Regions from separate parts of the Homo sapiens genome. Here region 1 is linked to region 2. A link is a contact called in ENCODE Hi-C data. All regions are on one chromosome and are shown on one strand. Each heading gives the region's core, a stretch centred on a gene start or an enhancer-like site at or near the end of the contact. The rest is flanking DNA. Distances are from core to core; before and after follow the strand shown.

Region 1 (6,148 bases), core at 2,496-4,995, 920 kb after region 2:
GGATCTCTGCATCTGCAGGAAAAGGGAGAGGGAAATAAACAAAGTTGGCCCAACTTTTTTTAAACATCACTAAATGGCTGGGTGTGGTGGCTCACGCCTGTAATCCCAGCACTTTGGGAGGCCGAGGTGGGCAGATCACGAGGTCAGAAGATCAAGACCATCCTGGCTAACCGTCTAACACGGTGAAACCCTGTCTCTACTGAAAATACAAAAAATTAGCCAGGCGTGGTGGCGGGCGCCTGTAGTCTCAGCTACTCGGGAGGCTGAGGCAGGAGAATGGCGTGAACCCGGGAGGTGGAGCTTGCAGTGAGCCAAGATCACGCCACTGCACTCCAGCCTGGGTGACAGAGCGAGACTCCGTCTCAGAAAAAAAAAAAAAAAAAAAAAAACACTAAACATTTGATCAAAATGATAGAAAAATGTCCCATCCCCACTGACTCCCCTGGCTGCCACACACCCTAGCTGGCCTTATTTGCGGCTTCCCTGGCCCAGTCTTAGAGCCAGGGCTTTACCAGCCAAGCCAGCTGCATTCCACCTGGCAGGCAAGTTGCCTCCCTGTGGACTGGAGCTTAATGAGCCATGGGTGCACTCCCACCTACTCACCAACAAGTGGCAGCACTCTCCAAGCCCGTCACCCCAAGCCTGCATGGATCTGCACAAAGGTAAATTCTCAAGACAGATTTTCCCCTGTGTGAAACTGGCATCAGATTCCCTCATTTACAGATGTGGAAACTGAGGCTGCTGAAGAAATGCTTCTAAGCCTGAGCTGCAAAGATTTCATTCCCACTAGAGCGTTAGGCTGGTTTTCTGACCCAGTTCCAAGGGCAACCTGGCCCTGGACTCCCAGGGGCATTTGACAATATCTGGAGATGTTTTTAACTTCACAGCTTTGGGGAAGAGGTGTTGCTACTGGCACCTGCCAGGTGGTGGCCAGGGGTGATGCTAAGCATCTTACACAGGACAGGCCCCAACCCCGCCCTATAAAGAAATGTCTAGCCCAGGATATCAACAGTGATGAGGTTGAGAAACACTGATTCAATCAGATTCTCAAGAGTCAATGGCCTGCAAAGTGCTGAGACGTCCCTGGATCAGGGGCCCCTGGATAGGATGATCCCAGCCCTCCTCCCTCTCCCGCCCCATCAGCAGCCATGAGAGGGGCTCCCGTTGCCTCCTTCACCTGCAGGTCTCCCTCAGACCCACTGCTTCATGACCAGTTCCCGAGCAGCAAGGTGTGCAGGCGCTGTGCCGGGCCCTGGAGAGAACATGGGGGACAAGAGAGCGACAGCCCCTCCCTGCCTTCCTTCCAGCAGCTCAGGCTGCAGGGAGAGACAAAGTATTTGCAAATGTGACAAGTGCCAGGGTGGGACAAAAAAGGGACTGAGACACAGAATAATACAGAGGGGACCAACTTAAACAAAGAAGATTGGAAAAGCCTCTGAAAAGGTGACTGCTGAGCTAAGGTCTGAAGAACGAGCCACCCACATTAATTGAAAAGACAACACAACCAACACTAACTTTCATTTGTTTCAATTACCCGTGATCTTCTCCCTGCCCACCTACCATGACTGCAACTCTGTTATTTTTGGTATAATAAATTCATTTCCAGATCTTGCCTACTTTTTTTTTTTTTTTTTTTTGAGATGGAGTCTCGCTCTTGTCACCCGGGCTGGAGTGCAGTGGTGTGATCTCGGCTCACTGCAACCTCCGCCTCTCAGGTTCAAGCGATTCTCCTGCCTCAGTCTCCCAAGTAGCTGGGATTACAGGCGCCCACCACCATACCCTGCTAATTTTTGTATTTTTAGTACAGACAGGGTTTCACCATGTTGACCAGGCTGCTCTCAAACTCCTGACCTCAGGTGATCTGCCTGCCTTGGCCTCCCAAAGTGCTGAGATTACAGGCATGAGCCACTGTGCCTGGCCATGTCCAGGTATTTCTATAGCATTTTAGCCATCCTTTGAGTGTGTGTATACATTTATATATTTATTTATTTATTTATTTAGAGACAGAGTCTCACTCTGTTGCCCAGGCTGGAGTGCAGTGGTGCCATCTCGGCTCACTGCAACCTCCACCTTCCAGGTTCAAGCAATTCTCCTGCCCCCACCTCCCAAGTAGCTGGGAGTACAGGGACCCGCCACCATGCCTGGCTAATTTTTGTCTTTTTAGTAGGGACAGGGTTTCACCATGTTGGCCAGGCTGGTCTCGAACTCCTGACCTCAGGTGATTCGCCTGCCTTGGCCTCCCAAAGTGCTGGGATTACAGGTGTGAGCCACTGCACCCTGCCCTGAGTGTGTATTTTGTATTGTGAGTTTTTTCTTCCATGTTGCTATGTAGGCTTGGTGATCATCATTTATAACAGTGTTCAATGTTTCATTGCACTGAGGATTTTCTAAATGGTTCTCTAACTGTTGTTCATTTCTTCTGTGGGAGGGAACATCCAGTCATCTAACAATGCTCAGCTCACTAATTCCTCTGGCCTGGCATTGCTCTTCCTCCTCCTTCCCTCCCGTGAATGCCTCCTGAGGTAGGTGGGATGACCGTCATTTCACAGTGGGAAGGGACCTTGCGGCCAGCCAAACCACTGGTAGGCAAATGTGACTGTACATCAGGGATCATTGATCCCTCAGCCAAGTACAGATTCCTAGGCCCTGTATCATCTGCCCAATCAGATGGGACAGTATGGAAGGTTTAAAATATGTCCACATATTCTTTGACAATCCTCCCTTCAGAAGGCAGTTGCTAATTCCCCTGTCCTTGAATGTGGACCACAGCACTCTCCTGGATCCCTCATCCTAGGAAAAGATGGCGGCCATGTCATAAGGACACTCAAGCAGCCCTGGAAGAGGCCCATGTTGGGTGGAACTGAGCCCTCCTAGCAGCAGTAGGGTGACCAATCGTTCTGGTTTGTCTAGGACAGTTCCAGTTTTCACACTGAAAGTCCCACATCCTAGGGAACCTCTTAGTCCTAGGCAAACAGAAGTGGGTGCCCATCTAACATCTAGCACCAACTGGCCAGCCATGTGAGTGAGCCACCTTGGAGGAGGCTCCTTCTGCCCCAGCGAAGCCTTCAGATGGCTGCCCCTGACCAACCTCTTGATTGCAGCTTCATGAGAGACTCTGTGCCTAACAGCACAGCTGAGTCACCCAAGAACTCCTGACCTACAGAAAATATGTGGGGTAATAAAGGTTGATCATTGTTTTAAGCCACTGCACTTTGGGGTAATTTATTATGCCACAATATATAAGTAATACACTCAGGAATCTGTATTTTGTCACACTGTTGGGTAATTGGGCTTATGAATCAGCATTTGTGAACCACAGATCTGGTCTTATTCCCTAAAGCAGCACTTTCCAATAGAACTTTCTGCAATGATAGAACAGCCGTGCATCTGTGCTGTGCAATTTGATGGTCACTAGGCAAACGTGGCTATTGAGCATTCAAAATGTGGCTGATATGACTGAGGAACTAACTTTTTAATTTGATTTAATTTTAATAAATTAAACTTGACATTTAAATAGCACATGTGTAGGATTCCATTTATGTAACATTCTTGAAATGACAAAAGTAGGGAGATAGAAAACAGATTAGTGGTTACCAAGGGTTAGGGATGGTGGGAAAAGGGCGGTGGGAGTGACTATAAAAGGATAGCCTGTGGGAGGTCTTTGAGATGCTGGGATAGTTCTGTATCACGATTAGGTGGTAGTTACATAAATCTACACATGTGAGAAAATGGCACAGAACTATACACACACATTGTACTAACATCAACTTCCTGGTTTTGATATTGCGCTACAGTAATGTAAAATGTAACCCCTTGGGAAAACTGGGTGACAGGTACGTGAGACCTCTCTCAACTACTTTTTGCAACTTCCTGGAAATCTATAATTATTTCAATAGAAAAAGGAAAAAGGCCGGGCACGGTGGCTCACACCTGTAATCCCAGCACTTTGGGAGGCTGAGGCTGGTGGATCACCTGAGGTCAGGACTTTGAGACCAGCCTGACCAACATGGAGAAACCCTATCTCTACTAAAAACACAAAATTAGCCGGGCGTGGTGGTGCTTGACTGTAATCCCAGCTACTTGGGAGGATGAGGCAGGAGAATCGCTTGAACCTGGGAGGTGGAGGTCCGCGGTGAGCAAGATCGTGCCATTATACTCCAGCCTGGGCAACAAGAGTGAAACTCCATCTCAAAAAAAAAAAGAGAAAAAAATGTTAATATGAAATAAGCATTACATAGCACATATGGCTAGTGCCCATCATGTTGGACAGGGAGGCCCCAGTAATGCATAGAGCCTTCTGCAAAATCTCCTAGTCATTCAGAACTTCCAGTGGCAGAGAGCTCACCTCCTCACAAGGTTCTGTTTGAAAGCTCTAATAATAAGAAAGCTCAGACCAGCAGGTTTCAGTAAGGGTAGAAAAGTTTTCCCCTCAGCATTCTTTCTTTCTTTCTTTCTTTTTTTTTTGAGATGGAGTCTCACTCTGTCGCCCAAGCTGGAAGCTGGAGTCCAGTGGTGACAGCGATCTCAGCTCACCGCAACCTCCATCTCCCAGGTTCAAGTGATTCTCCTGCCTCAGCCTCCTGAGAATCTGGGATTACAGGCCTCTGCCACCACATCTGGCTAATTTTGTATTTTTAGTAGGGGTTTTTTAGGGGTTTTACCATGATGGTCAGGCTGGTCTTGAACTCCTGACCTCAAGTGATCTGCCCACCTTGGCCTCCCAAAGTGCTGGGATTACAGCCGTGAGCCACTGCTCCCAGCCTCTCTGCAGCTTTCTGTTTGTGCTAGAATCATGAATTATGCCTAGATTTGCTGGAACAAGGCCCCTTCCCTAGGGATCCCAAGGGACCCAACAACAGTAATGTTACAGCTACCACTTCCATTACCATCACTTGCCACTCATGAGACAGACTACAGGGACCTCACACTTTTGCCCTCAGGTGGTCCTGGATGACCACCTGGTGTGGGGATCATTAACCTTGGAAGAAGCCATTTGCAGTCCATTCCAGCTGATCAAGAAAGAACTAAATCCAACATAGGATTTTAGACAGTAAGGAACATTGAAGACCTCCTGGTTTTATCCCTACCTTTCATATATGGGAAAATGAAGACTTAGAGTAAGTCTACAGGGATTAAATTTACTTAGTTAAAAAAAAAATGTGTTACCTGTGGTAGACTAAATACTGACCCCCAAAGATATACAGGTCCTAATCCTCAGAATCTGTGAATGCTGCCTTGTATGGCTTAAGGGACTTTGCTGACACAAAATAAGAATTTTGAAATAGGGAAATTATCCCAGGAGGCCCTAAATGCAATCACAAGTCTGTTTATAAGAGGGAGACAGGAGATTCTATACAGAATGCAATGTGACCAGGAAAGTAAGATGCTACTCTGGGCCGGGTACAGTGGCTCACACCTGTAATCCTAGCACTTTGGGAGGCCGAGGCAGGTGGATTGTCTGAGCTCAGGAGTTCAAGACCAGCCTCAAAACCCCATCTCTACTAAAATACAAAAAATTAGGCCAGGCGCAGTGGCTCATGCCATAATCCCAGCACTTTGGGAGGCTGAGGCAGGCGGATCACTTGAGGTCAGGAGTTTCAGACCAGCCTGGCCAACATGGCGAAACCCCATCTCTACTAAAAATACAAAAATTAGCTGGGAATGGTGGCAGGTGCCTGTAATCCCAGCTACTTGGGAGGCTGAGGCAGGAGAATCGCTTGAACCTGGGAGGTGGAGGTTGCATTGAGCCGAGATTACACCACTGCACTCCAGCCTCGGTGACAGAGCGAGACCCCATCTCAAAAAAAAAAAAAAAAAAGAACAAAAAAATTAGCTGGGTGTGGTGTCATGCACCTGTAGTCCCAGCTACTTGGGAGGCACGAGAATTGCCTGAACCCGGGAGGTGGAGGTTGCAGTGAGCCAAGATTGTGCCACTGCACTCCAGCCTGGGCCACAGAGCGAGACTCTGCCTCACAAAAAAAAAAAAAAAAAAAAGCTACTCTGCTGGCTTTGAAGACACAGGAAGAGACTAAGAGCCAAGGAATGCAAGGAGTACAGCTCTAGAAACTGGAAAAGGCAAGGAAACAGATTCTCTCCTAGAGGCTCAGACAAACCCTGACAAACCTTGGTTCTGGTCAAGTTAAACCAT
Region 2 (6,505 bases), core at 866-3,365:
CGTCTGGGAGGTGTGCCCAACAGCTCATTGAGAACGGGCCAGGATGACAATGGCGGCTTTGTGGAATAGAAAGGCGGGAAAGGTGGGGAAAAGATTGAGAAATCGGATGGTTGCCGTGTCTGTGTAGAAAGAAGCAGACATGGGAGACTTTTCATTTTGTTCTGCACTAAGAAAAATTCCTCTGCCTTGGGATCCTGTTGATCTGTGACCTTACCCCCAACCCTGTGCTCTCTGAAACATGTGCTGTGTCCACTCAGGGTTAAATGGATTAAGGGCGGTGCAAGATGTGCTTTGTTAAACAGATGCTTGAAGGCAGCATGCTCGTTAAGAGTCATCACCAATCCCTAATCTCAAGTAATCAGGGACACAAACACTGCGGAAGGCCGCAGGGTCCTCTGCCTAGGAAAACCAGAGACCTTTGTTCACTTGTTTATCTGCTGACCTTCCCTCCACTATTGTCCCATGACCCTGCCAAATCCCCCTCTGTGAGAAACACCCAAGAATTATCAATAAAAAAATAAATTAAAAAAAAAAAAATAAAAAAAAAAAATAAAAAAAAAAAAGCAAAAAAAAAAAAAAAAAAAGAAGCTTGGCCTCTGAAATGAGGCATCAGTCTGCGAGAAAGGAGGTTGGGCAGTGTCCTGTGTGTAAATGGGGATGGTTCCCACCACTTACTTGAGACCATTGGGAATCTTGGAGTTGCCAGTACATTCCTTGGATGTACTTGGCTTTGGCTGGGGCAGCCCTGGGCCATGACCCTCTAACCTGGAATGCCACTGTTTTTGTGAACTGCTATTTTGAGCAGATATTGCAAGAAGTGTAGAAACTAAAGAGGTGACTTCTTAAGCATCAGTCTAGGAGGCAAATAGGGAAAATGGCCAAGTTGAGGTACAAGCAACACATCTGGAAAGATAAAGGAGGGTGTAAATTTCTGGAGGATCAGGGAAGGAAAGACCTCAGAGTATTTAAAAAAATACAGAATGCTTTCCAGATTTGCTCAATATCCATGGGCAAGTGCCAGGCTAATCCTGACCTTATTCCTCCAGTTTCAGCACACGTCATTAGGACAGGGTGAGTAGAGACTCTTTACTCTCCCTTCGTAAGTGGCATTCGCCAGCTTCAAACACAACACAGAAAAGACTACAGAAAGCTGTGTTTTTATCGGGCCTGTTCACTAGTGTGTCTGGGTTTACATCCTTCAAGGGCGAGATGGACTATTAGATTTGGAGTCCTGGATCAGTTGAGGGAGAGAAAGCACTGCAAGTACTTTATCACAAGTAAGCAGACCTTTACTCACCACATACTGGAGGTCTCCCATTTTTTTTTCTACATGAACTTTAAAATGTATTTTAAAATATCTATTATTTAAATTAGACTCAGCTAATGCTTGCAGAAGAGAAAGCTGGAAACAGATGGTCTTGGAAGACCAGTCAGTGGCCCAGCTTCCAGGATGTAAATCCCAGCAAAGGATTTCTAAGGATGAGCTGGGTCAGTATATATTCCACAAAAGGATGGTTCCAGTTATAGGGTACCTTTCAGGAGTGCCAGTGGGGAGCTTTGTAGGACCCGTGTAAGGCTGCCATGAGGAGCCGGTGAGCTGTCTGGGTTAGGAAAGTTGAAAGGGCCCATGCAGTGGTAAAGGAGGCCGCAGCATGAGTGAAGGTCTTTCCTCTGTGACTGGTCCTGTCCTTGTCTTCTACATCCCACAACTGAAGGAGGGACTCTGCCTGGGTTACAGCTGCCTCCGTGCAGCCCGGCAAGAAGCAGGGAATGGAGAAGGCGCTCAGTGAATACTTGAAGGCAGAAATGCAGTATTTTACTGTTTTCTATTATTTTCAATGAGGGGAAAAACGGTAAAACTCTTTTTGAAGTCATCAGACCTTCCATTTTTGGGGATGAGGAAAGAGTCTCACAGAACGGGTGGATGGCAGAGCCAAGAATTTTAATGCCAGCTGTTTTGAAGAGTGCTACTTTTCTGGAAAGTTGTATGGCTAGACTATGGGGCTTTTGCCTTCCAAGAAGTCGCCCTGAGTGTAGCATTAGTTGGAGTAACACTCCCTAAGAATCTGACGTTCCCCTCCGGCCAATTCTGATTTGGTCTTGTGTGAAATCGCAGTGCTTGTGTTGCCACATGGGGGCGCCATCGCTCTTCCTTTGCCGTGGTGGTTGGTTCCGTGCGTAGATCAGACTTCACTCCTTGAGGAGTCCCAGAAGTTTGGAGAACACAGACGGCCACCTCCTCTCCTTCTGGGTAGCTAAAAGCAAAATAAGTATGGTTTAACAGAGTCCTCAAGCTAGCAAGCAGGGGCTCAAGCAAGAAAGTAGGCCTTTTGCTACTAATCTCTTAGGTCCTTACCACCCAAAGTATGACATCACTGTTAAAAAGAAGAATCTTGGACTGCTCCCAGACCTCAGGTAGATCCCAGCCCAGTGCTTCTCAGTATACCTGGGGATCTTGCTAAAATGCAGATTCTGATTCAGCAGGTCAGAGTGGGGCTGAAGAGTCCATTTTTTTTCTTTTCTTTCTTTCTTTTTTTTTTTTGATGGAGTCTCACTCTGTCACCCAGGCTGGAGTGCAGTGGCGCGAGCTCAGCTCACTGCAACCTCTGCTGCCCGGGTTCAAGCGATTCTCCTGCCTCAGGCTACCAAGTAGCTGGGATTACAGGTGCCTGCCACCACGCCCGGCTAATTTTTGTAGTTTTAGTAGGGATGGGGTTTCACCATCTTGGCCAGGCTGGTCTTGAATTCCTGACCTCGTGATACACCTGCCTTGGCCTCCCAAAGGGCTGGGATTACAGGTGTGAGCCACCATGCCCGGCGAAGAGTCCATTTCTATCAAGTTCCCAGGAGATGCCTATCATGGACTGTGCTTTGACTGAGAAAGACAACCTATAGGAGCCTCAGTTCCTTCGCCTGTAAAACGGGGGTAACACCAGGCCTGTCCGGCATGTGAGATGATGCATGCGGAAGGCACTGAAGACAGGAAGAACAAAGGTATTGCTCACAACAGGTGTGCAACTTGCCCTTTAAAGTGCAGAGTAGCTGACCCAGACATAAGTAGTCCGAGTTACCATAGCCTCCTGGCCTTTCTTGTCCTTACCCCACCAGGAGCCCAGGCTCCAGAGGAACAAGGTAGAAAGTCAACCTAAGAACCAAAGATGTACCGCCCTCCCGTGTGACATGGTCATAGTCCCCGGATGGGGAGGGAGTGCTGCTTCCTGCCCCTGGGGTGACACGTGAATCCATCCCACCTGGATGGAGGAACGGAGGTCCCTCTTTCCTTTTGACTTGAGCCAGTCCAATGGACTCAGCCTCGTGTGATCCTATTAGTAGCTTCAGCAAGGAGCAGGAACAACACACTGACCCCTGTTCAAGGTGGAGTTCTGTAGCTGTGGGTAGAGACTCCTAGAAAGCAGCGATTTGCCTCTGAATCCTGGACATCTGCTGTAGAAAAGTGAGGAAGAGCTTCAGAATGCCTGGGCTCCGTGTGAGGCTCCTGAGGCCCAGTTTTATTTCCTTGCCTAACTTGTGGTGGAGAGGCCAAATATGCATGGCATAAAAGAGACAAGAAGGCCGGGTGTGGTGGCTCATGCTATAATCCCAGCACTTTGGGAGGCTGAGGCAGGTGGATTGCCTGAGGTCAGGGGTTTGAGACCAGCCTGGCCAACATGGTGAAACTCCGTCTCTACTAAAAATACAAAAATTACCCTGGTGTGGTGGCGGGTGCCTGTAATCCCAGCTACTTGGGAGGCTGAGGCATGAGAATTGCTTGAACCTGGGAGGCAGAGGTTGCAGTGAGCCATGATTGCACCACTGTACTCCAACCTGGGCGACAAAGCGAGACTCTGTCTCAAAAAAAAAAAAAAAGACAAGATTTCTTGGTGTATGAGGGTTCCCCCCTTCCTTCAAAGAGGATTGCCCCTTGGCATTCATCACTGTCTACAAGTTCGGTCTTGGTCATCTTATTTTGCAGATTTCTATAATGCCCAATCTGGAAAATGGGCAGAAGAGACAACACAGGAGAGGTGGAGGAGAAAGGGTGGGAGGAATCTCCTTGTGGACCAGCTCCCAGGCTCTCCTTTGAGGTAAAGCAGTGGCTCGAGTGTGCATCTGAATCCCCTGGGGGCCTGGTTACACAGATGACTGGGCCCGCCCTCCAAGTTTCAGATTCCATAGGTCTTCAGTGGGGTCCTGGAGTTTCATTTCTAACAAGCTCCCAGGTGAGCCTGCTGCTTTTGTTCTGTGGATAGAGAGTCCGGGTGACGGGTAAAGGAGAAATAACTGGGGCTGCTGATTCACATCACAAACAGCTGCGGGTGATGGAGGTTGTGGGCGGGAGGTGGAAAGAGCGAGGCTGAGTACAATGGTGAGGAGTAGGAGGAGAGGGAGAGGCACAAGCGTTTCTGAAGAAATGCCAAAGAAAGTTTGGTATCTCTCTGGAACTGTTTCTGAACACAGGACATTGTGTCTTGTGGGCTATGTGACTTGGCCCTAGCTTGGTTGTGGCCAGTGCTAGTGTGTGGAGCAGCTCTTCTCCGGGCGGCTGGCTTATCTCCATGATGCTCCTGGCTCCCTGGCCTCGCTGAGTAGTTGGCACGTCTGTGACTTCTTTATCCACGTGTGTCTTTTTCCTGGCCAGGTGGAAAGCTTCCCCAGGGTGGAGGAGATGTTTGCCAGGTTAAGGTCCCTTCTCTAATGGTACCCACAAGCCAAGCTGCACCCCTGTCTGCCCCTCTCCACCCCTGTCCTCAAAGTGGAGAATGGCTCTGTGGCTTGGAGGGGCCTTCACAGCCCAAGGGAAAGGCCTCAGGGTCTCCGATGTACCCGAGTGAGACATGCATGTCAGTCAATTTCCATTAAATCAGATCCAGCGCTTCAGCTTGCTCCACACAGCTTTTAAGGACACTAAAAATAAGCCCTAAATTGGAGCTCCTCAAGCAGCACTATCTGTTAATGAAATTGCTTCCTGTTAATTTGAGTTTACAAAATAAGTATCACCTGACAATCTGGCGTGGCTGTCACGGCATCCACCCCCAGGAATGGGCAGCTGGTGGAGGACTTCACCTGGGAGCTGAGGACTTTCTGGCCTCAAGTGCCATGGCAACCAAAGGGGACCCGGCGGTTACAACAAATGGGGAGACTGGACTTCGTTTGTTGGCTTGTTTGTCCCTTTCGTAACCATTCTCTGAGCGGTCAGCTCTTCGTCTAGCGGGGCCTACAGGTAAATAGATAATTAATAATCAACGTGCAAGGTAGCAATAAGAGAAGTACAAGGAGCTAGGGAGCAGCCTGAGGTGGTAGCCAGGAGCGGTGCGGGGGTAAAGGATGAGTGCATGTCGGTTGCATAAGTGAGTAGAGAGAGGGTTTGGTGAGGGAGCTGGAGGCAAAGGGGACAGCTGGACCACAGACATGCAGGGAGTGACCAGTAGTTGGAGTAGAAAGCTCAGGGCAGAGAAAGGAGAGAGATAAGGCTGACAAGATGCTAGCTGGGGCCTGCAGCACAGATGCTGTCAGTGGGTGAGGTCACATAAAAGGCTCCCCCGCCTTCTTTTTGCAGTCACTGCTTGATATAGGGGTTAGGAGGATGCTGCTCTTGAAAAGGGAGCCTTGTGATATTCAAGATGATAGACACCATCAGAGATGGGGTGGTGACAAGCAAAGTCAGATTCTAGGAAAGGGCAAAGGGTCCCTGGCGGGGAGGAATCTGGCCTCATGATACAGGAGGGAGGAGGGCATCCTTACCCCAGCCCCTGCAGCTTGAAGGCATCTGGGTGTGGGCATGGAGAGAGCTGGCCCCTGAGTCACAATGCCTTAGGCCCAGGCACCCTTGCTGGGGGGCACTGCTGCCTAAGTGTGGCATGCTTGAATAGGCAGGAGAGTGGGTCAGGAAGTTCAGCAGGTGTAGCACATCTTGGGGGCTGCTTGTGGCTCTGGGGCCTGGCTATGGAACCTGCTGATGCCTGGTGCCCCTTGTTAGACAGCAGCCAAGTCATCCATGTAAGCAACATCTCAGGGAGGCCTGAAATATTGGATGGAGGGAATTCCTGGGGCTCAGAACACTTGTATCTTTCATATTGAGACAAATGAGGGCTTCATTTGTACCTAGACAAAGGGCCTTGATTTTTTCCTTAGGGTATTGGTAAACCATGTTGAGTTTTTGTTTGGTTTTAGAGGTAGGGTCTCACTCTTTTGCCCAGGCTAAAGGACAGTGACATGATCATAGCTCAATGCATCCTCAAACTCCTGGGCTCTAAGTGATCTTCCTGCCTCAGCATTCTGAGTAACTGGGATTCCAGGCATAAGCCACCACGCCTAGACAGCCATGGTGAGTTTTAAAGCTAGGACACAGCCCTTCTCCTCCAATGCCTGGCCCTCAAGGGACAGGGAGTTGAGGGTGAAGGGGAAGGACTGGGTGGGTTTACAGGAAGAGAGGCTTTTGTGAGGATGCAAGTGGTTTGGGATGAGGGCAGAACTAGGGGGCTCAGACCCCAGTGGGCTCTGGGAG

The links. A loop is a pair of places that touch in the nucleus more often than their neighbours do. Pooled maps may share reads with other maps.
Region 1: a loop to region 2 is called in a pooled map, with 3 times the contacts of the local background. The contact joins two enhancer-like sites. A Hi-C loop is called at or near these places in 6 of 168 maps with a recorded cell type or tissue (A673, B cell, PC-9 and 3 more) and 19 of 50 pooled maps.

The regions. Positions count from the first base shown.
Region 1 is chr5:134,026,151-134,032,298 of GRCh38, forward strand. It overlaps a transcript of VDAC1 not described here. Among named protein-coding and RNA genes, the nearest start is that of VDAC1, 24 kb to the left of the region's middle. RefSeq lists an enhancer at 4,511-4,610. Within about 2 kb of position 3,746, at least 2 of the 41 ENCODE cell types and tissues checked have a DNase peak (open chromatin) inside an H3K27ac peak, as active enhancers do.
Region 2 is chr5:133,109,261-133,115,765 of GRCh38, forward strand. LOC105379178 (a long non-coding RNA gene) reads right to left here. Exons shown (of 3, transcript XR_948792.2): 2 at 4,999-5,215; 3 at 1,808-2,255. Among named protein-coding and RNA genes, the nearest start is that of HSPA4, 60 kb to the left of the region's middle. Within about 2 kb of position 2,116, at least 2 of the 41 ENCODE cell types and tissues checked have a DNase peak (open chromatin) inside an H3K27ac peak, as active enhancers do.